Linked DNA regions of Homo sapiens: all the other regions are linked to region 2. Evidence: chromatin contacts called from ENCODE Hi-C or POLR2A ChIA-PET data. All regions are on one chromosome and are shown on one strand. The core of a region is the stretch at or near the end of the contact, and the rest is flanking DNA. Distances in the headings are between cores, read along the strand shown. Region 1 overlaps DNMT3A (DNA methyltransferase 3 alpha). Region 2 overlaps DTNB (dystrobrevin beta). Region 3 overlaps DNMT3A (DNA methyltransferase 3 alpha). Region 4 overlaps LINC01381 (long intergenic non-protein coding RNA 1381).

Region 1 (6,056 bases), core at 3,557-6,056, 310 kb before region 2:
AATACAGGATGGAGGAGACTCTGGCCCCCCTTTACCCATGGAGGCTGTCCATACCAGTCCCCATGCCATCCTCCAGGTACACCTGTCAGCACCCCTGGAAAAACCACCTCGAAATCAAGTGTGTGGGCCCTTGTCATGGTGGAAATCTAAGATCTCATGTTCCCAGAGAAGTGGTCCCACATTCACCTACCTCCCAACTGCTTAGCCAGCCAGCAGGTATTCACTGGGCCTGTTCTCCCTGCCCATTGCATTAGGCCAGACAGAGGAAGATGTGATCAACACATAAGAAACAGTGAAAAATACCCTGATGAAATATGATTGAGTGCTAAGTAATATTAACCGTAAGGACAGTCTGAGTGCAGTGGCTCATGCCTGTAATTCCAGTACTTTGGGAGGCCAAAGCAGGCGGATCACTTGGGGTCAGGAGTTCGAGACCAGCCAGGTCAACATAGCAAAACCCCATCTCTACTTAAAATATAAAAATTAGCTGGGTGTGGTGGTGCGTGCCTGTAATTCCAGCTACTGGGAAGGCTGAGGCGAGGCACGAGAATCACTTGAACCTGGGAGGTGGAGGTTGCAGTGAGCCAAGAGACTGCACCACTGCACCCCAGCCTGGGAGACAGAGTGAAACTGTCTCAGACAAACAAACAAACCCCAGTGAGGGTTACAGGGATTCAGGGAAGGGAAGAGGTCATTGTGGACTGGAGAAATCTTGGAAACCTTCCTGGAGGAGGCAGCAGCTCTTGGCCTCAACCCTGAAGAATGGACTGGGGAAATCACAGCAGGAACGATGACAGGAAGGAAGGAAGGAGCATGGCAATGTCCCTTCCTAGGGGACACCCTTCTATTAGAGGACTGTAGTGAAAGTGGGGTGGGCTGATTGTGGAGGTCGAAGGGTTGAAGACTTGAGAAATAGCCAGAGGGTATCTGACATGATGGGGGAGACAATGGGGAGCCATTGGAGGTTCTATGGCAGGGTGTGATCATGATTAAAACAGAGCTTAGTCCTTACAGGACTAGTAAGCAGGTGAAGGAACAGCAACAGGAGATGGAACAGACAGAAGACAACAACTTCCTTCCCAGCTCCAGCAGGAATTCTCACTTCAGCCTCAGGGACTGCAGAAATGTCTCATTTTCCCCGTTCACTTATTTTCCATTTCTTTCATTTTGTGACATTCTGAGTCGTCTTAAATCTTGGGGGAGGGAAAGCCTGAAGGGGGTAATCTGGGAGAGGCTCACTCAGTAACTGTGGTCCAACAAGGGTGGGCAAGGAGAAGGAAGTTAAGCTGGGGAGTGCGTTCCCAGGGAAGAAGCCCCCCAGGTGGGGCACACAGCCTAGGGGAAGGGCTGGTGCAGCCTGGGGTCTGGTGGCAGCTCCTCCTTCTGGCCCCTGCCCCACCTTCCAGCCACATTTCCTAGCTGCTTTCTGCCCACACCCGCTGTGCACCACCACAACAAACTCCCATTCCTGAAAAGCCCAAGTGTCTTGTGCCTCGAGAGGTATGTGCCTGCTGTATTCCTCCCTCTGAAATGCCTTCCTCAGCCCTCCCCTAAATTCCAGTTCAACCGTCAAAAGCCAGAAGCCACCCCTGCTGATGCGTAGATGACCCCAGGCAGCATTCGTCTACGCCCCATTCAGGGCAGCTCTTTCTGCAGGTGCTATGAGCCCTCATCCTATCATGGGAAAACTAGGAATCCTCTATGCCTCTGGTAGTCCCAGTATCTTACATGTCACTCAGCTGTGGAGGCTTCTGGAAACCGGCTCAGTAAAGGTGCCCTGAATGAAAGGTTGCAGGCGTTGCATTCTGAGATTAGGAAGCGCTGGCTGGCCCTTCAAGTGATATTGCCTGGGGAACAGCTGGAGCTGGGTCCTGAAGGCTGGGTGGTTTGTCAGGAGGGGAGGTGCCTTTTTTGGGAGGAGGAGGGTACTTGGATCTAGGAGGGTGGGTAAGGGGTCAGTGGATCAACACTGGCAGAGGGTGGGGGGTGGAGATCTGGGGATGCAGCTAACAGAGGTTGCCGCTTGAGATCAGCTGAAGGAGGTGGGGAGGAACCTGCAGCGGCCTTGGGAAGGCCCAGGGAGGCAGTTTCAGAAGGGCTCAAATGTCAGAGAGCAAAATGAGACTGAGAAAAGAGGAGAAATGTCTGTGCTGTTGTTACACCACTTAGAAAACATTACAAAAAATTAGCCGGGTGTGGTGGTGCACGCCTGTAATCCCAGCTACTCGGGAGGCTGAGGCAGGAGAATCGCTTGAACCTGGGAGATGGAGGTTGCAGTGAGCTGAGATTGTGCCATTGCACTCCAGCTTGGGCAACAAGTGCGAAACTCCGTCTCAAAAAAACAAAAACCAAAAAACAAAAACAGGCCTGATAGGCCGGGTGCAGTGATTCATGCCTGTAATCCCAGCACTTCGGGAGGCCAAGGCGGGCAGATCACCTGAGGTCAAGAGTTCAAGACCAGCCTGACCAACATGGTGAAACCCCCATCTCTACTAAAAATACAAAAAGTTAGCCGGGTGTGTCAGCAGGTGCCTGTGATCCCAGCCACTCGGGAGGCTGAGGCAGGAGAATCGCCTCAACCCAGGAGGCGGAGGCTGCAGTGAGCCATTGCACTCCAGCCTTTGCACTCCAGCCTTGACAACAAGAGTGAAACTCCGTCTCAAAAACAGACAAACAAAGAAAACAGGCCTGATAGCAACAGCTACTACTCTTGAGTCTGAGGGCGACTTGGGAATCTTGAAAGCTACCTGTGTTTTCCCCATTCTTGATACCTGCATCTAGCCCCTTCCTAACCCCAGGCATAGCCCAGGAGGAGACTGTGTGACAGTCAGGGCCTGGGCCCCACATTGGAATAGGAAACGTAAATTCTAATTCCATTCTAGTCCTGTTCCCAATTCTTCATTGGGAGCTTGTGGCCAGTTATAAAACTCGGTAGCCCCAAGTCCCCTAGTCTGAAAATGAGATCAGTAGTTCTAAAACTTGTACTGGAATTCATGGATTCTTTAATTACAGCATAGGAATAAGGAATAATGTTATTAGCAGAAAATATATTTTGTTTGGAGATCTCCACATTGCAAGTCAAGTGTACTAAAGTCTTTTAAATTAAATCAACATTTTGGTTTTTCTAATAATGCCCACTGCTACCTTCATTGGTTGGGAGTGGGGATGCAAATGCCAAGGGTTGAAGACTTACTAGAAAATCTTTTGATAATTGCTGGAGCCAGGTGATGGCAATGGGAGGTCGTTACACTACTCTCTGCTTCTGCATATGTTAGAAAATGTTCATGAGTTTTACAAAGTCTGTTTTGTTTTTTTGAGACAGAGTCTCGTTCTGTCACCCAGGCTGGAGTGCAGTGGCACAATCTCGGCTCACTGCAACCTCTGCCTCCTGGGTTCCAGTGATTCTCCTGCCTCAGCCTCCCAAGTAGCTGGGATTACAGGTGCCCGCCACTATGCCCAGCTAATTTTTGTATTTGTAGTACAGATGGGGTTTCAACATGTTGGCCAGGCTGGTCTCAAACTCCTGACCTAAGGTGATCCACCCGCCTCGGCCTCCCGAAGTGCTGGGGTTACAGGTGTGAGCCACTGCGTCCAGCCCAAAAAAGTCTTTTTAAATTTTAGTAGAGACCTAAAATTGAGAAAATGTATCTATGATCTAATTTTTCCTGGGAGTTGAGGAAAGAACCCTTTTTTTCACTGTAACTGAGGGCAGGCCTCCATACTGCTTCTTCAAGGGAGCAGAGTTTGAGAATCATGGAATTTCTGAAAGTTCTTCCGGTTCCTAAAAGTCATAGTCTAAGCTTCTTGCCCCAGGGCTAAATGAGAACAGAAACACTTCGCTCACAGAACCAGGAGCTAAAAAGCAAAGCCCCTGTTTCTGGGTTGCGGGGAACCCAGGAGTGCAGCGACTGACTTGGAGAGAAGAGCCCCATTCCTGAATTTCCACCCCAAACACAACATTCCACGCACAGGGGTAAGTGCCTCTCCTCCCAGACCTCAGACAGGCTGCCCTTTCTCCGGGCTCTTCCGGGAAAGTAATTTCTGCCTTCCTGGATCCCAGAGGAAAAGAAAACAATCAAGCAGCCAGAACCCCCACCCTGTTCTGCACTTTCTCTTTTTTTTTTTTTTTTGAGACGGAATTTTGCTCTGTTGCCCAGGCTGGAGTGCAGTGGCTCAATCTCGCCTCACCGCAACCTCCACCTGTCGGGTTCAAGCAATTCTCCTGCCTCAGCCTCTTGAGTAGCTGGGACTATAGGCACGCACCACCACACCTGGCTAATTGTTTGTATTTTTTTTTTTTTTGAGACAGAGTTTTGCTCTTGTTGTCCAGGCTGGAGTGTAGTGGTGTGATCTCAGCTCACTGCAACCTCCGCCTCCCGGGTTCAAGTGATTCTCCTGCCTCAGTCTCCTGAGTAGCTGGGATTACAGGCGCCTGCCACCATGCCCGGCTAATTTTTTGTCTTTTTAGTAGAAACAGGGTTTTGCCATGTTGGGCAGACTGGTCTCGAACTCCTGACCTTAGGTGATCCGCCCGCCTCAGCCTCCCAAAGTGCTGGGATTACAGGCATGAGCCACCACGCCTGGCTAATTTTTTGTATTTTTGGTAGAGACAGGGGTTCACCAAGCTAGCCAGGCTGGTCTCGAACTCCTGACCTCCTTTCAGCTTCCCAAAGTGCTGAGATTACAGGTGTAAGCCACCGCGCCTGGCCTCTGTTCTGCACTTTCTCTAGAGAAAGCTCTCACACAAAGGCGAACAGACAAACAGGGCCGCCTTCCCCTGGAGGCCTGGGGTAAAGACGAAATGAGAGCTGAGTTCACGTGAAGTGCCCCACGTGGTGGCAGTTTCCTCTCTTTTCCTGTGCAGCTAGGTCACCACCCACTTCTCTTTGTACCCAGTTCTCTACTAATCAAACATACAAGACAGCTCAAAAATTGTGCGTGGCGAGTTGATTTCCCTCCTCAGTCTTTCAGCCTCCATTTTCTCACCTCTCTGCATGGCTGAAGCCCTCCACGGGCTGTTCCCACCTCCCCGACCCCCACAGAAGCTTCTCTATAAAGTCACCAGCTCCTTTCCAGGTTGTCCAACGCCATGGGCATGTCTCAGTGAATTCAGCTTTCCCTAGGGCTGGGCAGCCACCCTCTGGGAAAACCCCGTGCTTCCCCAGACACCGCTCTGTACTGCTTTCTCCCTCAGTCCCTACTGCCTGCCACTCCTCCTCTCCATGTGGCCCAGAAATGTCGGGGTTTTCATGGACATGTTCTGAGACTTCGTCTCTCCTCCTTCTCCCCTTGCTGAGCCCTTAAGTTCCCATGGATTTAAATGCCAGGGTTCTGCTCTCAAATCCCACCTCTGTCGCCCGTACTTCCCTACAGCCCAGACTCCAGGCACCTGGCATCTCACACGGAGCCCTCAATTCCCACCTGTCCCAAACTCATCCTCCCCTGGGTCTTCCCATCTGAGCAAATGGCACAACCATCACCAGGTGTTCAGGCCAGACCCCTGTGAGTCCTCCTTGAGTCCACCAGTTCCCCTCCCTGCCGGTCCATCAGCAAGCCCTAGCTATTCTAGCTCCAAAATACACCCCAAAGCTCTTCTCTGTCTCCACTGCTGCCTCTCAAATCCACATCACATCCTTCCTGTGCACAGAAACCTTCTATGGCTGCCCAGTATTGTCAGAAGTAAGCCAGCTTTTGGGCAGACTCTGCAGGTCTCCAACTGATGTGTGGAGCCCCGCCTGCCTCTCTGGCTGCATCTGGCCCTTTCTCCTTTGCCATTTCACCCTGGCATACAGTTTGCCAAACAAGTCAAGGCCTTGCTGGTGCTGTTTCCTCTGCCTAGAACACTCTCCCTGACCCCACTCCTCACAGAGCCAGCTCTTCGGTTCCTTCAGACCTTAACTGAAATGCCACCTCCTCCAAGAAGCCTGTCTTGACCACCCCAACTAAAGCAGGCCTCTGCTATCTTCTATTTCAGCCCCTTGTTTCTTTATGTTCTGCCTGTCTCCCCCATCAGAATGTCAACTCCATGAGAGCAGGAACCGTATACGCCCAGGGTC
Region 2 (6,147 bases), core at 17-2,516:
CACTTGAGGTCAGGAGTTTGAAACCAGCTTGGCCAACATGGTGAAACCCCATCTCACTAAAAATACAAAAATTCGCCAGGTGCGGTGGTGGGCACCTGTAATCCCAGCTACTCGGGAGGCTGAGGCAGGAGAATTGCTTGAACTCAGGAGGTGGAGGTTGCAGTGAGTCGAGATTGCGCCACTGCACTCCAGCCTGGGCGACAGAGCATGACTCTGTCTCCAAAAAAAAAAAAAAAAAAAGTTTAAAAAATCATTCAATTAATCCAGGAAATAGTATCGATCGTTTTCCAGACACTGTCAGTCACTGGGGATGGAAAGCTGAAGGAGAGCAAGGTCCCTCCCTTCAGGGCATAACTGAGCTGTAGGTAACATGTCATGGAAGTAGAGAAGAGGACACAATCCTAAGATGAAAGATTAAAAACATCAAAGAAGAAGGCATATTTTTGCTAGGATGTGGAATCTGAAGCCTTTTTTGGAGGAGAGACAGAAAGTCAGGGGTTACTGGCATTTCAGTGAGAACTAAGAATATAAACAAAGACAAAAAGTTTGACTGCTTTGACTCACTCAAAACAGGTTACTCAAAACAAGAGAAATGCAAATCAAAACTACACTGAGATAACATTTCTCACCCATCAGATTGGCAAAAATTCAAGTGTGGGAACATGTGCTGCTGGCAAGGCTGTGGAGACACAGATGCTCTCGCACAACACTGAGGGGGATGTAAACAGTGCAACCCCATGGCCCTGTGGCAACAGCTAAAAAGATCCCATGGTATGCTAAGGGTAGGAACAGGAGAGGGATGGGGTAGAGCGGGAGCAATCAGGAATGGCGGTGAAAAGGTAGACTGTGGTTCGACTGCTGAGAGCCACAACGTCATGCTAAGCAGCTTATCCAGCAGGCAATGAGGAGTGAGTCGAGTTTTTTATGAAAAATAAGGACATCAACAGAACTGTATTGCAAAATGATGATTTAAACTCAAATTTGCTTATGATTAAAAGGAATAATAAAACCAACATCTGAGAAAGCACACTCCTCTTCCTTAGGCTGCCATTGAGCCACTGAATAAAGTGACGAGAAGACCAGGGTCCTTCGTTTTTTGGGTGATGAATTTTTCTGCTTTACTTGAATACTAGTTAGTCATACATAAAGCAGTAAGGCAGAGGGGACACTGGAAGTCCAGAATGGGACTGCACACTGGACTGTGCCACCAATGAACACCAAGAATGACCTGGACCGACAGCCCCACACCCCACAGGCTGGGGAACTTCTTTCAGCTCATGAATCATCAGTGGGGAAGCGGGGGGAAGGGGTGCTTTCCTAGAGCATGTGGACAGCAAGTACTGCTAACAAAAATCCTTTTCTAAAAAGAAAACAATCTTGAAGCCACTTGTCATTTCTATGTAAGGATTCATTTAGTAAGACACTCTCTCCTTCACAGGCCCAACTAGAATAAAATCTCACTTCTAGGTCTCTACAATTTTGTTCAATCTAAGTATGCTAGTGAGACAGGCCTCATTACTATAGAGACCTGATCATAATAAAACCCATTCTACACCCTGCATTTCATCCCATCTAAGATGCACTTATAAGATCACTTGTAAGACACACCATTATTTTTTTTTCTACCCCTAAGAAAGAAAAGCACTCAGCCAATTTAACTAACTCAATGACTTAATTAAGCATAATCCTTCGTGACATGTGAATTGGTCACACCAGCCTCTTGATGAACTGAAATTCCTTTCATCTATTCAGGGGAACTTGGCAGTTTGGTCTACCTTCAGATGCAATGCTTTAGTGTGACAATAAATTATTTTGGTTATATCTCAGTAATAAAAAAATACAGCTTCATCTATTTGGGGATATCCTCTTTTTTAAAAAGGCTCTATAAAGCCTCCTTAAAAAAAAAAAGGCTCTAAAAAGCACCTGGTTGTTGCTTTGCAAAATAATATGGAATTCCTCCAATGCTGAATATTTGTTTTACTAACATCCAGTGTATTCCCCTCTATTCTGTCCACACCTTTCTGCATTTATAACAACATTGTCTTTAATGCCAAATCACAGTATACTCTCTTCCGAGAACTTTTTTTTTTTTTTTGAGACGGAGTCTCCCTCTATTGCCAGGCTGGAGTGCAGTGGCATGATCTCGGCTCACTGCAACCTCTGACTCCCAGGTTCAAGCGATTCTCTGGCCTCAGCCTCCCAAGTAGCTGGGACTACAGGCGCACGCACCACGCGCAGCTAATTTTTGTATTTTTAGTAGTGACGGGGTTTCACCATGTTGGCCAGGATAGTCTCGATCTCTTGACTCCATAATCCACCTGCTTCGGCCTCCCAAAGTGCTGGGAGTACAGGCGTGAGCCACTGTGCCTGGCCTCTGAGGACATTTTAAATGACAACACATGTAGTGCCAAAAGTGGATACAACTCAGTTGAAGTGACAACAAATGATCAGCTATGATCAAGTTCACACATGTGCAGGAAATGACAGCCCATCATAACCACTGCCTAACCAACTGCAATTGTGAGGTATCATTGGCTATATATCTCAACATCAGAAATATTAAGATATGAAAAAGTGTCTTCAAATCAATGAAACACTACTAATCCACACCAAAGTACACAGTAGCAAAGGGTTGCTAACGGAGATTATAAAATCTCCTTAATTAGAATACCTATGAAATAACAAATATAGATACACCTGCCAGGCAATGCTTGCCAAACTCTATTCAATGTCCAGGAAAACAAAGTCAGAACATCCAAAAGACATCTCACTTCAAAGTGAGGAGAAAAATCATTTCGCTACATAGCTGGAGAGAATATTTTGTCAAATGCAATCGGAGGACACCTCCAGGCATGAAATATTGTTGTTATTCTTAAAATTAACCAGCAATAGTATAATCCCATTTTTATACAATTGCCACTGCCTCCGTGAATCAAGGGAAATGTGGCATGGTGCCCAATAAAGTGTTATCAACAGTATCTCCTGCATACACTGATTGTAAGAGTGTGTCTACTTTCCTATCTGCTCACTTCTCCCTTTCTCTCCATTCTTTGCTTATTCAGGTTTCTTTTTCTTTTCTTTTTTTTTTTTTTTTTTTTTTTTTTTTTTTGAGATGGAGTCTCACTCTGTCGCCCAGGCTGGAGTGCTGTGGTGCCATCTCGGCTCACTGCAACCTCTGCCTCCTGGGTTCAAGCAATTCTCCTATCTCAGCCTCCTGAGTAGCTGGGACTACAGGCGCCCGCCACCACGCCTGGCTAATTTTTGTATTTTTAGTAGAGACGAGGTTTCACCACGTCGGCCAGGCTGTCTTGAACTCCTGACCTCAGGTGATCCACCCACCTCGGCCTGCTGGGATTACAGGCGTGAGCCACCATGCCCAGCCTCAGGTTTCCTTTTCATAAAGATAGGCATCAAATTAAAAATTCCGTGCAAGGTGGGTTGAACTCTTCGAACTAAAGTCAATATTGTTACAGGATTCCTGGGGTGATGCTTTTCCTTTGTGGCCAGTGGCACCTTTGCCGGAGTTTTGCTTGGGCCCACTGGACTCGTTCCACCCACTCGGCCTGGCAGGCTGCACTCGGCTCACGCTACCAGCCTGGATCCCATGCCTACCAAGGGCGAGCCATGTGCAGAGCAGTGAAGCGAGTGTGAAGGAGTGTGGGGTCCGGCCACTATGCACAGCCAGGCATGCCAGCTGCAGTGGGGCAGGCAGCTCCAGGCACCAGCACGGGCCCTGGCTCTCTGTGAGGTTGCACTGGACCAGGCATACTGCAAGCTGCTTCCACAGCTGGCACCAGCAAACACGGTGGCACCCAGAAGCTTGGAGATGCCAGGAACCACAGAGCCCCAAGGAGGGTATTACAGCCCCGGCCTGGGGAGCTCCTACATCTGGGCTCCCCAGAGGGGTACAGCTCTTTTCTCCTTCTTTCTTCTTCTTGTTGCCCACAACATGGCAAGCAAGGGGCATATTTCAGCCCTGTTTACGTTATAGCTCTTTTAGACTTGCCATTTTTTGGGTCCCGAGTTCCTGTCCCGTACCCAGGAAGACTGAGGTATGTGGAAAAGTGGAGGGTAAGCAAGGCAAAGAGGAACTTTATTGAGCAATAGAACAGTTCGGAGGAGACTCGCAATGGGTAGCTCCTCTCCACAGCCAGGGTGTCCTGACAAGTGTTCAGCTCTCAGCATAGAGGAGACTCTGGAGTGGGTAGCTTCTCTCTGCAGCTGATCGTCCTGATGTCTCTTCAGCTCTCAGCAGAGAGAAGACCCTGGCAGGGTAGCTCCTCTCTGCAGCTGGTTGTCCCATCATCTCTTCAGCTCTTAGCAGACAGGAGACTCTGGGGTGGGTAGCTCCTCTCCACAGCTGGTAATCATTTGTTCGAGTTTGGCTGAGTTTAGGGCTTTTGTGGGTCTTAAAGGGGAGGAAGCGCATGCTGACAGGTTCATGGGTGGCCATGGGTAGGCTTGGAAAAAGCACCACAAGTTCCCACTCCAGTCCATGGGACTAGCAGCCCGACCCCCAGGCTTCAGGCCCTCCCTGTCTTGAAGGTGGGGCTTCACCGGGGACCCACGCCCTTCCACCCAGGGGCCTGTCTGCCTCCTACTGCTGTTCATGGCACCCAGGTGTTCGTGCCAAGGGGCACCTGCAGGCCAGTGCCAAGCTGCCCTCAGGCCCGTGGCCTTCCTCCCATGCTCATCAGTGCCCAAAGTCCGGGGGTGCTGAGGTGGCAGGGGGCTGGCATGTCAGTGCTGCCCCGAGCGTGTGCACACCTGGCCAGGCTGCAACAGTGCCCGAGCTCGGCCTCAGCCTCGCTCTGACACTGGAGCAGGTGTTGGGAGCAGGGAGACGCCAGGCAGCGGGAGCAGGGAGATGCCAGGCAGCGGGAGCAGACACCTCCAAGCCTGCAGGGGCAAGGGCAGCCTTCCCAGGCCCCTGACAGTGCAGAGATGCCTGGTCTGCAGCCATGGCTTGACCGGCTGCAGCTGCGCCCAGGGAAGGCGAAGCTCCCACCCTGTCAACTGAGAATAGGGTGGAGCTTCTGCCTGTTCCTGGCTCCCACCAGCTCTATGGAGCATGCAGCCCCAGCCACGCCTCCCCCAGTGCAGCCAGCATCGTGGCAGTGGCTGTTCTAGATGGGACACAGATGCCATTAATATGAAGACCTAATAAATAACAAATAGCATCTCCTTTCTAAGGAGAAATATTGCATTTTCCAAAACTCTAAAGTTTGGAAAATTTGGGGAGAAATTTAAATACATTTACTACTTATTTTAAACAACTTTTAAGCGTCGAAAGTCAGTTAGTTTGTAAACTCTGAAGAATGTTAATATATCTGGGCTACTCACCAAAGTATTAGTCTTGGGGTGCTATAACAATACTCTACTATGTTCAGACAATAATCACAATCACAAATTTGCAAGGACAATTTTTCTATTATTAAAATTCTTAAAAATATATCAAAGTAGAGAGAATAGTATAATATGCCCATCCCGGCCAGGTGCACTGGCTCACACCTGTAATCCCAGCACTTTGGGTGGCTGAGGCAGGAGGATCACCTGAGATCAGGAGGTCGAGATCAGCCTGGCCAACATGGTGAAACCCCATCTCTACTACAAATACAAAAATTAGCCAGGCATGGTGGCAGGCACCTGTAATCCCAGCTACTTGGGAGGCTGAGGCAGGAGAATCGCTTGAACCGGGGAGGCAGAGGTTGCAGTGAGCCAAGATTGCACCAATGTACTCCAGCCTGGGTGATAGAGTGAGACTCCATCTCAAAAAAAAAAAAAAAAAAAAAAAAATATGCCTACCCAGCTTCAACAGTTCTTAACATATGACTAATTTGGTTTCATTTTTGCTTTCGCTTTCCCTCCAGCCTTCATTATTTTGGGGCAAACTCCAGACATACCATCTCTTAAATTAGCTTTTCCCCAATTTTTTTTAATAATGGACATCCAGGATGCTTCTGGTTTGGGGCTAGTATGAATATAGTTGATAAGAGCACTCCTGAAAAGTCTTAAAACCTAGGATTAGGTTTTAATTTAATTGCTAGGTCATGAGGAGGTGTCAGATTAGTTTTATTAAGAAACCACCAGGGCTTCTTGCAGTTTGTAAAGAGTACTGGATACTCCAAATATCTTTACCAGTATTCG
Region 3 (5,415 bases), core at 685-3,184, 290 kb before region 2:
GGGCGGATCACTTGAGGTCAGGAGTTCGACACCAGCCTGGCCAACATGGCGAAATCTCGCCTCTACTAAAAATACAAAAATTAGCCGGGAATGGTGGCGCGTGCCTGTAATCACAGCTACTTGGGAGGCTGAGGTGGGAGAACTGTTTGAACCCAGGAGGTGGAGGTTGCAGTAAGCCGAGATCACGCCACTGCACTCCAGCCTGGGCAACAGAGTGAGACTCCGTCTCAGTAAAAAAGTAAATAAATAAATAAGAAAACAGGGAAATGTGAGGGTGGGATTTGAAGAATGGGGTACCTGCAGCTGGAGGGGTATACCCCATCACCTGGTCTTAAATGTCTCCAGGTCCCTGCAGGACATACATCACTGCCATCGACAGGCCAGGCACGTGTGTGTTGTGTGTGTGCACAGGAGGGTGTGTAGGATGTGACACTCACCGGGGGGTGCTTGCGCTTCCTCCCAGGCCGCCCCACCTTCCGTGCCGTGGTGCTGGGCTCTTGGCGCTCCTCCTTGCCACGCGGCTCCTCCTGCTCCTCTCCGTCCTGCAGGCACAGACACAGCCTGTGAGGCCAGAGGTGGATCCCAGCAGTGTAGCATTCCAGGCCTGTCTGGGGCTGGCCCTGGCTTCCCTTCCAGCCCCAGCCTCCTCCTGTCCCACGAGCCACACTTCCAGGGCTGTGTAATATGCCCCCACCAACTCCCCTCCTGCCTGATGAGGCTTGAGGCACCCCTCAGAGCCCCACTTAAAATATATCCTTGGCCAGGCACCGTGGCTCATGCCTGTAATCCCAGCACTTTGAGAAGCCAAGGCAGGAGGATCCCTTGAGGCCAGGAGTTTGAGACCAGCCTGGGCAACATAGTGAGACTCCATCTCTATAAAAATACCCACACCCATATATATATCTAAATAATATATTATTTAGATATCTAAATAATATATTATTTAGATATCTAAATAATATATTATTTAGATATATATTTAGATATATATTTATATATCTAAATAATATAATATATATATATATATATATATATATATATATATATATATATATATATATATATATAAATAATACATCCTTTGGGGAACTTCAGGGCAGACGCTGCTGTCCCCCCGGAAGGCATCTCTCTCTCTTTATGACCACATTTTCCGAACCATAAAATCATAACACAAGCTCTGATAAAGGATTTGAGTTAAAAGTTTATTTATATGAGAAAGCTTTTGTTCACAGATACACAATTACATTTGTGATCTACTTAATGAATCACCTTTATTGAAAATAAAATCGCTGGGCATGGTGGCTCACGCCTATGATCCTAGCACTTTGGGAGGCTGAGGCAGGTGGATCATGAGGTCAGGAGATTGAGACCATCCTGCTAACACGATGAAACCCCATCTCTACTAAAAATACAAAAAATTAGCCGGGCATGGTGGCACGCGCCTGTAGTCTCAGCTACTAGGGAAGCTGAGGCAGGAGAATTGCTTGAACCTGGGAGGCAGAGGTTGCAGTGAGCCAAGATCACGCCACTGCACTCTAGCCTGGGAGACAGAGCGAGACTGTCTCAAAAAAAAAAAAAGAAAATCAAGTGAAAAGAAATATTAAATTTAGCAATATCTATTTGAAGTCCAGGCAATACTCGAAATGGACAACTATGGAAAGTGGAGGACTTGTACAGCTGTGAACACCCCTGCCATGTGGAGCTGGCACCGCGCATGCCTGTCAGCCTGCAGGAGGATCTCAGGGACCGAATCTCAGCTCCTCTCCATCTCTTGCATTCACCGAGTTTGGAACAGAAGTTTGTTTTACTCCCCGCCCCTCACATAACACCTGTGCACGGCTGGGCCCTGACATGCTTGTCTCCTGGGGCACAGAGACATAAACCTAGAAAGTCCTGCCTCACTACTCCAGCCTGGCCACAAACCACCCACAAGTCCCTTCTGACTCAGCTGGGCTCTGGCATGACTAATCCCCAGCAGAAATGATGCTGGGGAAGTGGGGAGAAAGACGTCCTGACCCTGCAGATGGGCCACAGGCTGCTCTTCATACCCTGCACGATGTCAGGAGCCAAAGATGGCTTTTGGGCCCTCCCCAAGGAGGGGCCAACCCAGGGCAGTGCTGGCAGCACAGAGGTAGAAGAGGGTCCACAGCTCTCCTGGAGACCTGAGTAAGATGGCCCTCAACAACCTACTCAACTTTCATTTTCTGTGATTGCAAAATACCTTGTGGTTTGCCACATTAATTTTTAGGTGACAGTGGGACACACAAATGGAAACCTACTGTGACCAGCTGTAGACATAAGACCAGCGGGAAGAGCATCCCTGGCCCCTCCATCCATCCTCCAGCTGAGGCATGTCTGCAGGGCAGACCATCATGGCTCAAGTTCTGGGAGGCCTCCAAAGACATGCACATGGAGGGTGAACAGAGGTGCCCGGTCTTAGCATAGGTGGTGGCCACAGTCAAGCTGGAGAGAGGCAGAGCTCACACAGGAGATAGAGAGAGAATGCTCGGAGGTGCAGAAGAGGACCCTGGTGTGTTGTGGGAGCAAGGAAGGGGAGGGCTGCCAACACTGGAGACCAAAGCTGTCTGAGAAAGATACTGAGGATGAGGAGGCTTGGCTAGGGGTCAGAATGGCTGACCTTCAAGAGCACTGTCACTAAGCTGTGCAGAGTGACACGGCAGTGAGGGCTGGAGAAGGACCAAAGAGGGCAATTTAAGGAGCACAGCAGAGGAAGCATCTGGAAAGGATGCCAGGGGACTGGGGAGCCCCGTGCCGTCTGTGGAGGGAGAGGCCAGCCCCGAGGCCGGAGATCCTTCAGGGGCTCTTTTCAGGAAAGCACAGCAGACGGGCGGTGAGGGCAGAAAGGCTGTGGGAGGAGGAGCAAACTCGCGGGAGCCTTCATGAGGGCTCAGGGTGCCCAAGGGCACACGCCCCATGGGAGGGGAGGCCTGCTGCTTCTGAACCATCTTCTGAAGACCCCAGACCCCCGAGTGTAAGAAAGGATCACACAGAGAGGACGTATTGCCAGTGCAGCTTAGTATTTGTGAAGGTTCTGATTGGATCTACACAACTGCTAAGAATTTCAGGCTGAGGTGGGGCTTCTAATCCGATTCAACCAGTGCCAAATGGGCACCGTCTTGATCAGCACTTGTAAAATCATTAGGGGTCATGTGAGGTCATGGAAAAAGCAAAGTGGGCATGAGCCCAGCTTGTCCATTTCCTAGTTACAGGAGCAGCCTCTCGGAGCCTCAGTTTCCTCATCCATAAAATGGGGGTAGGGAGGTGTCCATCCTGTCTGCTTCTCAGGTTTTGAGAAGACAGCTTCACAAAGGGTCTGCCCCTTTGTCTGTTTTGTTTACTGCTGAATCCCCAGCGCCTAGGGCAGATTCTGGAAAAACTCCTACTGCCCATAAATTCTGGGCTTTAAACTATTTCTTTAACAAGCTGCATTTGTGACAGAGGGAGTCATTTGACTTTCTTTTATTCTGAACTAATCAGAGATGTGAAAGCCAACCAGAGCGTCTGATCAGTGAAAGGGAACCACAGTTACCACACAGCAATGACCTAAAAATAAAGACGCTTGACATTTCACGATGGGCACCAGCTTCCACTGGGCATGCGGAGAAAGCCTTTGGGGGCCCCGACAGGCCACCCCTCTGCCATATGCAGTCCTGCTGGCATCTCTCACCTACACCACGTGTGCAGGGCCTGTAGGTGCTCGGCACATTTTTTTCCCTGTTGGATTCAATTCCGTGCAACCCAGCCCAGGAGGAAGGGGTGGACCCCCCGGTGCCAGGCCACCTCTCCAGGTCCTGACAGGTCCAGAGAGGGCGGGGAGTGCCAGGCAGGGGTGCTGTGTGTACCCCACACCTGGTGCAAGGAGCTTTACGGCTGGCCCAGCATTCAGGCCCCGCATGCTTCTGGGTCGTGCTTGGAGTCTCCACGAGAGCCAGGTCTGAACAACTCCTGGCCCTTCCCCTTGACATTTGGCCCTAAGAGCAGCGTTGTGAAAAGCATGTTCTCTTCTGCCAACTCTTCCGCGATGGAGTCTTAGGGCAAAGCGGGAAGCGATGCTTCTGCTCTGGGCCTGCCTGAGGTTCCCTCTGCGGAGGGAGGGGGCTAACACGCCAAGAAGGGTGAGCAGATGGCTTGGGCCGTGCCCCTCAATGGCTCCAAGGAAGCGTAGCAAGTGGTTCATTCTCGCATCTGTCACGGGGTCTGTTTTATTCCATATCTTTGCTGATGGGTTGAGCAAAGGAATGTAAAACATGCTTATCAAATCTGCAAGTAGCCCTGAATTAGGAGGCGTTGCTAATACTCTGAAAGAAAAGAATCTGATCCGTGGTGACATGGGACAGCTGAAGAACAGTAACACAGTTCGCGGGAACAGATTTGAGCCCAGGTTGGTTTCCTCATCTGTCAAGCCAGGGGACTGAATTCGTCCACACTTCCAGCGCAGAGGGGAGGGGGTGGAAATTCCAGACACGTAGGCTTTGGAGAGGGCAGAGCCGGGCTGGGAGTTTCGCTCTGCTCTTTGCTTAGGAGTAACCTCAAGCTCTTTAACCTCCCTGAGTCTTGCTTTCCTCATCTATAAAATGGGATGATATCTACTTCACAGTGATGTTATAAGAATTAAATGAGGTGATGTAGCAAAAGCTGACACGTGATAGTCACTCGAGAACTGCTACCTTCCCCCGCTCCACACATCCTGATTCGTACTTCACTCCCACTCCATCCTCCCCATCCCCCTCTCCCTGCCTCGTGCAAATCCCAGCACGCCGCCCACCATATGCAGCGATCCCTCACTATCACACAGAGCCCAACATCTGGCGGGCGCTCTTGCCGCAAGATATGTGGCAATACTGGGGCTCTAGGAGCTTTCCAAAATGCAAAGCTGATTATGCCACTCTGCAGAGCTTAAACCTTTGCCACGGGGGTTCCCGGGGGCCAGGAGGATCCAGCCAAGCTCCTCAGCTCATGTGCAGGGCGGTCCCCAGGATTTGGCTGGATCGCCTTGGTCTCTTCTCCACACTGTGGTCCCAACAGACAGCACCAAGCGCGAAAGCAAACTGCTTCCGGCCTCAGCCCCTAGGCATAGACTGTTCTTCTGACCACACCACCTTCCCCTCAGGTTTATCAGCAAACTGTTACTCGCTTTTCCAGCCTCCTATCCTGGATTCCCTGCCCCTAGGCCCCCTCCTCCCATCCCCTGCCTAGACTGAGCTGAAAGACCCTTCCTCTCCTATAGTTCCCCTACCCAGCAAGGCAACGGTCAGCTCCTTGAGGGAAGTGTGGGTGTCTGATTCATGCTGGCATCCAGAATGCCTAGACGGATGCATTTAGTCCAAGGCAGGCACTTGATGAATGACTGTCACAGAGTAGGTGCCTGACGTGAGTCCATAGACGCAAACAGAG
Region 4 (5,899 bases), core at 833-3,332, 380 kb before region 2:
AGGCTGCAGTGAGCCGTGATTGCACCACTGCACATCAGCCTGAGCAACAGAGCGGGAACTTGTCTCCAAAAAAATAAATAAATAGTCTGGGGCTCGGTGGCTCACGCCTGTAATCCCAGCACTTTGGGAGGCCGAGGCGGGTGGATCACGAGGTCAGGAGATCGAGACCATCCTGGCTAACATGGTGAAACCCCGTCTCCACTAAAAAAAAATACAAAAAATTAGCCGGGCTTGGTGGCAGGCGCCTGTAGTCCCAGCTACTCGGGAGGCTGAGGCAGGAGAATGGAGTGAACCCAGGAGGTGGAGCTTGCAGTGAGCCGAGATCGCGCCACTGCACTCCAGCCTGGGCGACAGAGCAAGACTCTGTCTCAAAATAAATAAATAAATAAATAAATAAATAAATAAATAAATAAATAAAAATAACAGAGGGAAATGTGGATACCCATAAAAAGGAGAACGCCATACGAGGACGCAGACACAGAGGGAAAGTGGCTGTGACCTTGATTTTGTACTTCTAAGCCTCCGGAACTGTGGGACAATAAGTTTCTGTGTTTTAAGCCACCTGGTTTCTGGTACTTTGTTATAGCAGCCCTAGGAAACTAACACCAACATTTCGATTTCAAAGTGTTCACACGTCTTCTTCTTCTTCTTCTTCTCCAGATATTATCAGCCAAGCTAGAACACAAGGCAGCCCACCAACCCAGCACAGATTTGAACAGGCAGCTGAGGAGAGAGCCTGGGATGCCAGCTCTGAAGTGTTCACCGCTAGAAGTGTTCCCTTGTCAAAGAAAGAAGCCATCCCTTGTCAGTAGATGGTCAGGAGTTCAAGACCAGCCTGGGCAACATGGTGAAACCCCGTCTTTACAAAAAAATACAAACATTAGCCAGGCGTGGTGGCCTGTGCCTGTGGTCCCAGCTGCTTGGGAGGCTGAGGTGGGAGGATCACTTGAGCCTGGGAGGTCGAGGCTGCAGTGCCACAGTGCACTTCTACCATCACTTGTCACGGCTCATTGAACCCATGTGACCCTGATCCAAGCCAGGCAACCACAGTCTCTGTCCCAGAAACTTGGTGTGAAGTCAGAGACAGAGTCAGTTGGTGCCAGTATAAGGACTGGAAGGTTATGAAGGCTGGGACATGAGACCTTTGGGGTCAGCCATGAGGGTGCCAGCTGGAAATCAGTGACCGAGGGCAAGGGAAGGAACCCGATCAACAGAAGGGCAGAGGCAGGGCATACACAGTCCCTGATGGAAGGATAGACAGAGAGAGCAGCCACCTGGGAAACCCTGCTTACGCTGATGCCCATCCTGCCTCCTACAACTGAATTCCATGAAATGCTGTCATGGTTATTCTAAGTCCCCCTTGACTTCAGCAGCTTTAGTGGGCTTCTGGGCCTTGCAGCCAAACCAGCTGCCAGGCATCCAGCCCAAAGTAGGTCCTCAAAGTATCCTGCCCATCTGCCTTTTAGGGCTGGGATTCCTTACTTTTGCCCAGGAAAGGCATCTTGGGGTGACATCTGGGAAGCAAGGATCACTCAGAAAAGAGGGAAGGAGCTGGGGCTGGGATTCCAACAATTTCACTGTGGCAGCATGTATGGTCCAGCCCTATGGCGCCTTGTTGGTTTTCTCTTCATGTGCGGAGACGAGAGATTGTAGAAAAATAAGACACAAGACTAAGAGAGAGTATGACAGACAGCTGGGCCCAGGGGGCCACTACCACCAATGTGCAGAGTCCGGTAGTGGCCCCGTATGTCTGGATGCACTGCTATTTATTGTATACAAGGCAAGGGGGCAGGATAAGGAGAGTGAGTCATGTCAAGTGATTGATAAGGTCAAGCAAGTCACGTGTCCACCGGACAGGGGGCCCCTTCCCTTTGTGGTAGCTGAAGCAGAGGGAGGACATCATGCATCAGCCTTTTTTCTATGTGCTTATCAGAGATCAAAGACTTTAATACTTTCACTATTTCTGCTACTGCTATCTTCTAAGGACTTAAGAGGGGAACCAGGTATATAGGCAGAACATGAAAGTGAACGAGTGTGACCACCGAAGCACAGCACCACAGGGAGACGTTTAAGCCTCCGGATGTCTGTGGGTAGACTGGCTGATGTCCAACCTCCCACAAGAGGCTGGTGGAGCAGGTGTTCTCTAACTCTTCCAAGGAAAGGGAAACCCCCTTTCATGGTCCGCTAAGTAACAGGTGCCTTCCCAGGAACACAAGCCCACAAGCGGCCTTTATCCGGGCGTGACAGAGGGCTCACGCTCTTTTTTTTTTTTTTTTTTTTTTGAGACGAAGTCACTCTGTCGTCCAGGCTGGAGTGCAGTGGTGCGATCTCGGCTCACTGCAAGCTCTGCCTCCCGGGTTCATGCCATTCTCCTGCCTCAGCCTCTCGAGTAGCTGGGACTACAGGCGCCCGCCACCATACCCAGCTAATTTTTTGTATTTTTAGTAGAGATGGGGTTTCCCCGTGTTAGCCAGGATGGTCTCGATCTCCTAACCTCGTGATCCGCCTGCCTTGGCCTCCCAAAGTGCTGGGATTACAGGCGTGAGCCACCATGTCCGGCCTGACAGAGGGCTCACACTCTTATCTTCTGGTCACTTCTCACAATGTTCCTTCAGCTCCTGACTGTACTGGCTGGTTATTCCTCGGTTATAATAGTAAAGCACAGATTAATACTAAAACTAATGATTGATAATATCCATATATAATCATCTCTATATCCTATTTCTAGTATAACTTTTCTTATTCTATTTTCTTTATTATACTGGAACAGTTTGTGCCTTCAGTCTCTTGCTTCGGCACCTGGGTGGCTTTCCGCCCACAGCAGCAAGAGTCATTGTTAGTAATAAGTCTTAATACTGTACCATAAGGTTGCAACTTGTTTATTTTTTTGAGACAGAGTCTCACTCTGTCTCCCAGGCTGGAGTGCGGTGGTGCAATCTTGGCTCGCTGCAGCCTCAACCTCCCAGGCTCAAGCGATCCTCCCACCTCAGCCTCCCAAGTAGCTTGGGACCACAGGCACGAGCCACAACACTCAGCTAATTTTTGTACTTTTTGTAGAGACAGGGTTTCACTATGTAGCCTAGGCTGATCTCAAACTCCTGAGCTCAACTGATCCATTTGCCTTGGCCTCCCAAAGTGCTGGGATTACAGGTGTGAGCCACCGCACCTGGCTACATCTCATTTATTGAGTACTCGTTTATATCCTCTAGTGAACACCTAATATACATATCTTAATCCTCACAACAGCCTAGGAAGGAGGCTACTAATTGTGTCAATTTTATTTGCTGAGTCTTTAAAAAGGTTGAGTTGATTATCACAGCTGGTAGAGGGCTAGGATTTAAACTCAATCTGTCTGCATTTTCTGCTTTGCCACACTGCACTCCTGCCATAATTAGGATCCATCTTCCTAGGGTTGATTCCTCCAGCTGCTGTGGCCTAAAAAATGTGAGTTAATTGGTTACAGAGTAGGGATACCATGTTTGTACTCTAATTTTTTCAAGAGCTGAGTGGTCTCAAAGTGGTCTGAGGACAGCCACCAGTAGCACTTTCTGTTGCCCTCTGTTGTTCCAAGTTCATCTCCCTAACTAGACAGCATGCTCTTTGATGGAGGGCCTCTGCTATCTTGACTTTTTTTTTTTTTAGACTGAGTCTCACTCTGTTGCCAGGCTGGAGTGCAGTGACGCGATCTTGGCTCACTGCAACCTCTGCCTCCTGGGTTCAAGCGATTCTCCTGCCTCAGCCTCCCAAGTAGCTGGGACTACAGGTGCGTGCCACGACACCCAGCTAATTTTTGTATTTTTAGTAGAGACGGGGTTTCACCATGTTGGCCAGGATGGTCTCGATCTCTTGACCTCGTGATCCACCCACCTCGGCCTCCCAAAATGCTGGGATTATAGGAGTGAGCCACCGTGCCCGGCCGATTTTTTTTACTTTATCCTGAAAACCATGTGTAACGGCCTCTGGTTGCTATTGTTTTAGTGCTGACCAGCCCCTTTCCATCCCATTTCCTTCTGGAAACAGGCTGCCCTTGGTCCTTCAGCCATAGCCCTCCAGCCTGGGCAATCAGACTACCCAATAATGAGATGGTGCCAGACTGAGCAGGACCAGTCAGAATTCTTCTCTGGAGTTGATAGAAGGCTCTGGGGAAAATTCCACCAAGGCTGTAAGCTAGGAGCATGTGAATTCAGGGATGTCAGGGGGCAAGTTTCCCCCACCTGGAGTCAGACTGTTTACAGAGGAGGCCAAGCAGAGCCAAACAAAAACAAGACAGACTTGAAGAGAGCACGAGAGAGCAAGAGCAAGAGAGGAGAGAGAGACAGTGCGAGAAGAGAGGAGAGAGAATCAAGTATTAGTTCCAGTTCCTAAGGTCTGTTCAATTCTGCGAACAATCCAGGCATCCTTCTGGACTCTCTCAGAGTCCATTTACTTTCTGTTACGCACTTGGTCCCGTAATATGTCACCATGACAAGCACAGTATGATTCGACTGCTGGGGTTCAAGGGGTGGAGGACGAGCTGATCAGAAAGTTTCTGTCATGGTGACAGCAGCCCAATTTCATGCTGGAAATGAAGGCAGCTCCTGCTGCTCCATCCAGCATTTGAGGGGCCCCTCTCTCTGCCCTTTGGATGTAGATAGCCCATTCTACGCAGCCAGACCTTTGCATATGGCCTTCAGCTATACAGAAATCCAGATGGCAGTTCTTGGGACCCTTTTCCTCTCATCAATCCCACCTCAAGCATCTTCCGCCTCGCAGCTCTTAACCCTCCCTATCTATTCCAAGCTCTGCCAAGCCCCATTTTATCAGCCAGACAGGATTCTGTGTTCCGCCTGACACATCTCCTGACCCTAACCCATGCCACTGCCCTCCCTCTCCTCCTCCAACTGGGCCTTCCTCCCACCTAGGCCATCAGCACGTTTCTGGACGTTCTCACTTCGAAATTGCTCCTTTATTGGCTTCTTTCCCAGGCTTGTCCACAGGCCTAGAGCGTCCTCTGCCTAGGATCCCCAGGGCCTGAGAGGCCCTTCCAGAGGGGCTGACTAGAGAGGCGTGGCTAAGTCCAGGGGGTGCTGCTTTTGTGGGGCAGGCTGCCTCCCCACCCCGAGTGACTCCAGTTCAAGAAGCACCGTGGCATGGCTCGGGGTCCAGCGGGCCCAGCCCAGCTCCATAGTGAGGAGTGCATAAGGCCTTCTGAAGGTGGAGATGCCAGCCAGCCACATCTACAGAAGCCCCAGCTCACAAAGAATGGCACATCTTGATCCATTTTTATTTACAAAACAAACTCTAAATGTGTTTGTGTGTGTATGCATATGTGTATATATACACACAGACTTACATATGTATGTTTATATACATCTACATGTATATATACATCTACATTGTATATACATTTACCTTCTATATAAATGTTACATTTATAGACATATACATTTATATGTATATACACATATATATTTACCCATGTATCTATAATATAATGTATGCTATATATAAGAAATCAAGAAGTAGGCCGGGCGCGGTGGCTCACGCCTGTAATCCCAGCACTTTGGGAGGCGAAGGCAGGCAGATCACCTCAGGTCAGGAGTTTGAGACCAGCCTGACCAACATGGTGAAACTCCCATCTCTACTAAAAATACAAAAAGTTAGCCGGGTGTGGTAGCGTGCGCCTGTAATCCCAGCTACTCGGGAGGCTGAGGCAGGAGAATTGCTTGAACCTGGGAGGTGGAGGTTGCAGTGAGCCAAGATCGTGCCACTACATTCCAGCCTGGGCGACAGAGGGAGACTCCAAACCCCCAAAAAAAACAAAATTGAGAAGTAAATATTCTAAAATGTCAGTAGTGGTGGGATTTTTAAAATAAACTTTTAAAATAAAAATTTTATTGACCTATACTTTGCATACAAT

What was found. A loop is a pair of places that touch in the nucleus more often than their neighbours do. ChIA-PET counts read pairs that join two places held with the same protein, here RNA polymerase II (POLR2A). Pooled maps may share reads with other maps.
Region 1: a pooled map shows a loop between it and region 2 (4-fold over the local background). The contact joins two enhancer-like sites. A Hi-C loop is called at or near these places in 1 of 37 single-sample maps with no recorded cell type and 6 of 50 pooled maps. POLR2A ChIA-PET finds 5 or more read pairs at or near these places in 2 of 52 experiments (activated CD4-positive, alpha-beta T cell and endothelial cell of umbilical vein).
Region 3: a pooled map shows a loop between it and region 2 (5-fold over the local background). The contact joins two enhancer-like sites. A Hi-C loop is called at or near these places in 3 of 37 single-sample maps with no recorded cell type and 8 of 50 pooled maps. POLR2A ChIA-PET finds 5 or more read pairs at or near these places in 6 of 52 experiments (WTC11, activated B cell, activated CD4-positive, alpha-beta T cell and 3 more).
Region 4: a map with no recorded cell type shows a loop between it and region 2 (8-fold over the local background). The contact joins two enhancer-like sites. A Hi-C loop is called at or near these places in 11 of 37 single-sample maps with no recorded cell type and 4 of 50 pooled maps. POLR2A ChIA-PET finds 5 or more read pairs at or near these places in 4 of 52 experiments (A673, HCT116, OCI-LY7 and 1 more).

What each region holds. Positions count from the first base shown.
Region 1 is chr2:25,268,690-25,274,745 of GRCh38, forward strand. The region is part of intron 6 of DNMT3A (DNA methyltransferase 3 alpha); the gene reads right to left. Among named protein-coding and RNA genes, the nearest start is that of MIR1301, 57 kb to the right of the region's middle. RefSeq lists enhancers at 1,276-1,866, 4,361-4,861. Within about 2 kb of position 4,807, at least 19 of the 41 ENCODE cell types and tissues checked have a DNase peak (open chromatin) inside an H3K27ac peak, as active enhancers do.
Region 2 is chr2:25,586,290-25,592,436 of GRCh38, forward strand. All of the region lies in intron 6 of DTNB (dystrobrevin beta), which reads right to left. Among named protein-coding and RNA genes, the nearest start is that of DTNB, 84 kb to the right of the region's middle. Within about 2 kb of position 1,267, at least 3 of the 41 ENCODE cell types and tissues checked have a DNase peak (open chromatin) inside an H3K27ac peak, as active enhancers do.
Region 3 is chr2:25,299,702-25,305,116 of GRCh38, forward strand. It overlaps DNMT3A (DNA methyltransferase 3 alpha), which reads right to left. Exons shown (of 23, transcript NM_022552.5): 3 at 438-542. Among named protein-coding and RNA genes, the nearest start is that of MIR1301, 26 kb to the right of the region's middle. Within about 2 kb of position 1,935, at least 6 of the 41 ENCODE cell types and tissues checked have a DNase peak (open chromatin) inside an H3K27ac peak, as active enhancers do.
Region 4 is chr2:25,208,314-25,214,212 of GRCh38, forward strand. It overlaps LINC01381 (long intergenic non-protein coding RNA 1381), which reads left to right. Exons shown (of 2, transcript NR_132378.1): 2 at 661-889. Among named protein-coding and RNA genes, the nearest start is that of LINC01381, 7.0 kb to the left of the region's middle. Within about 2 kb of position 2,083, at least 6 of the 41 ENCODE cell types and tissues checked have a DNase peak (open chromatin) inside an H3K27ac peak, as active enhancers do.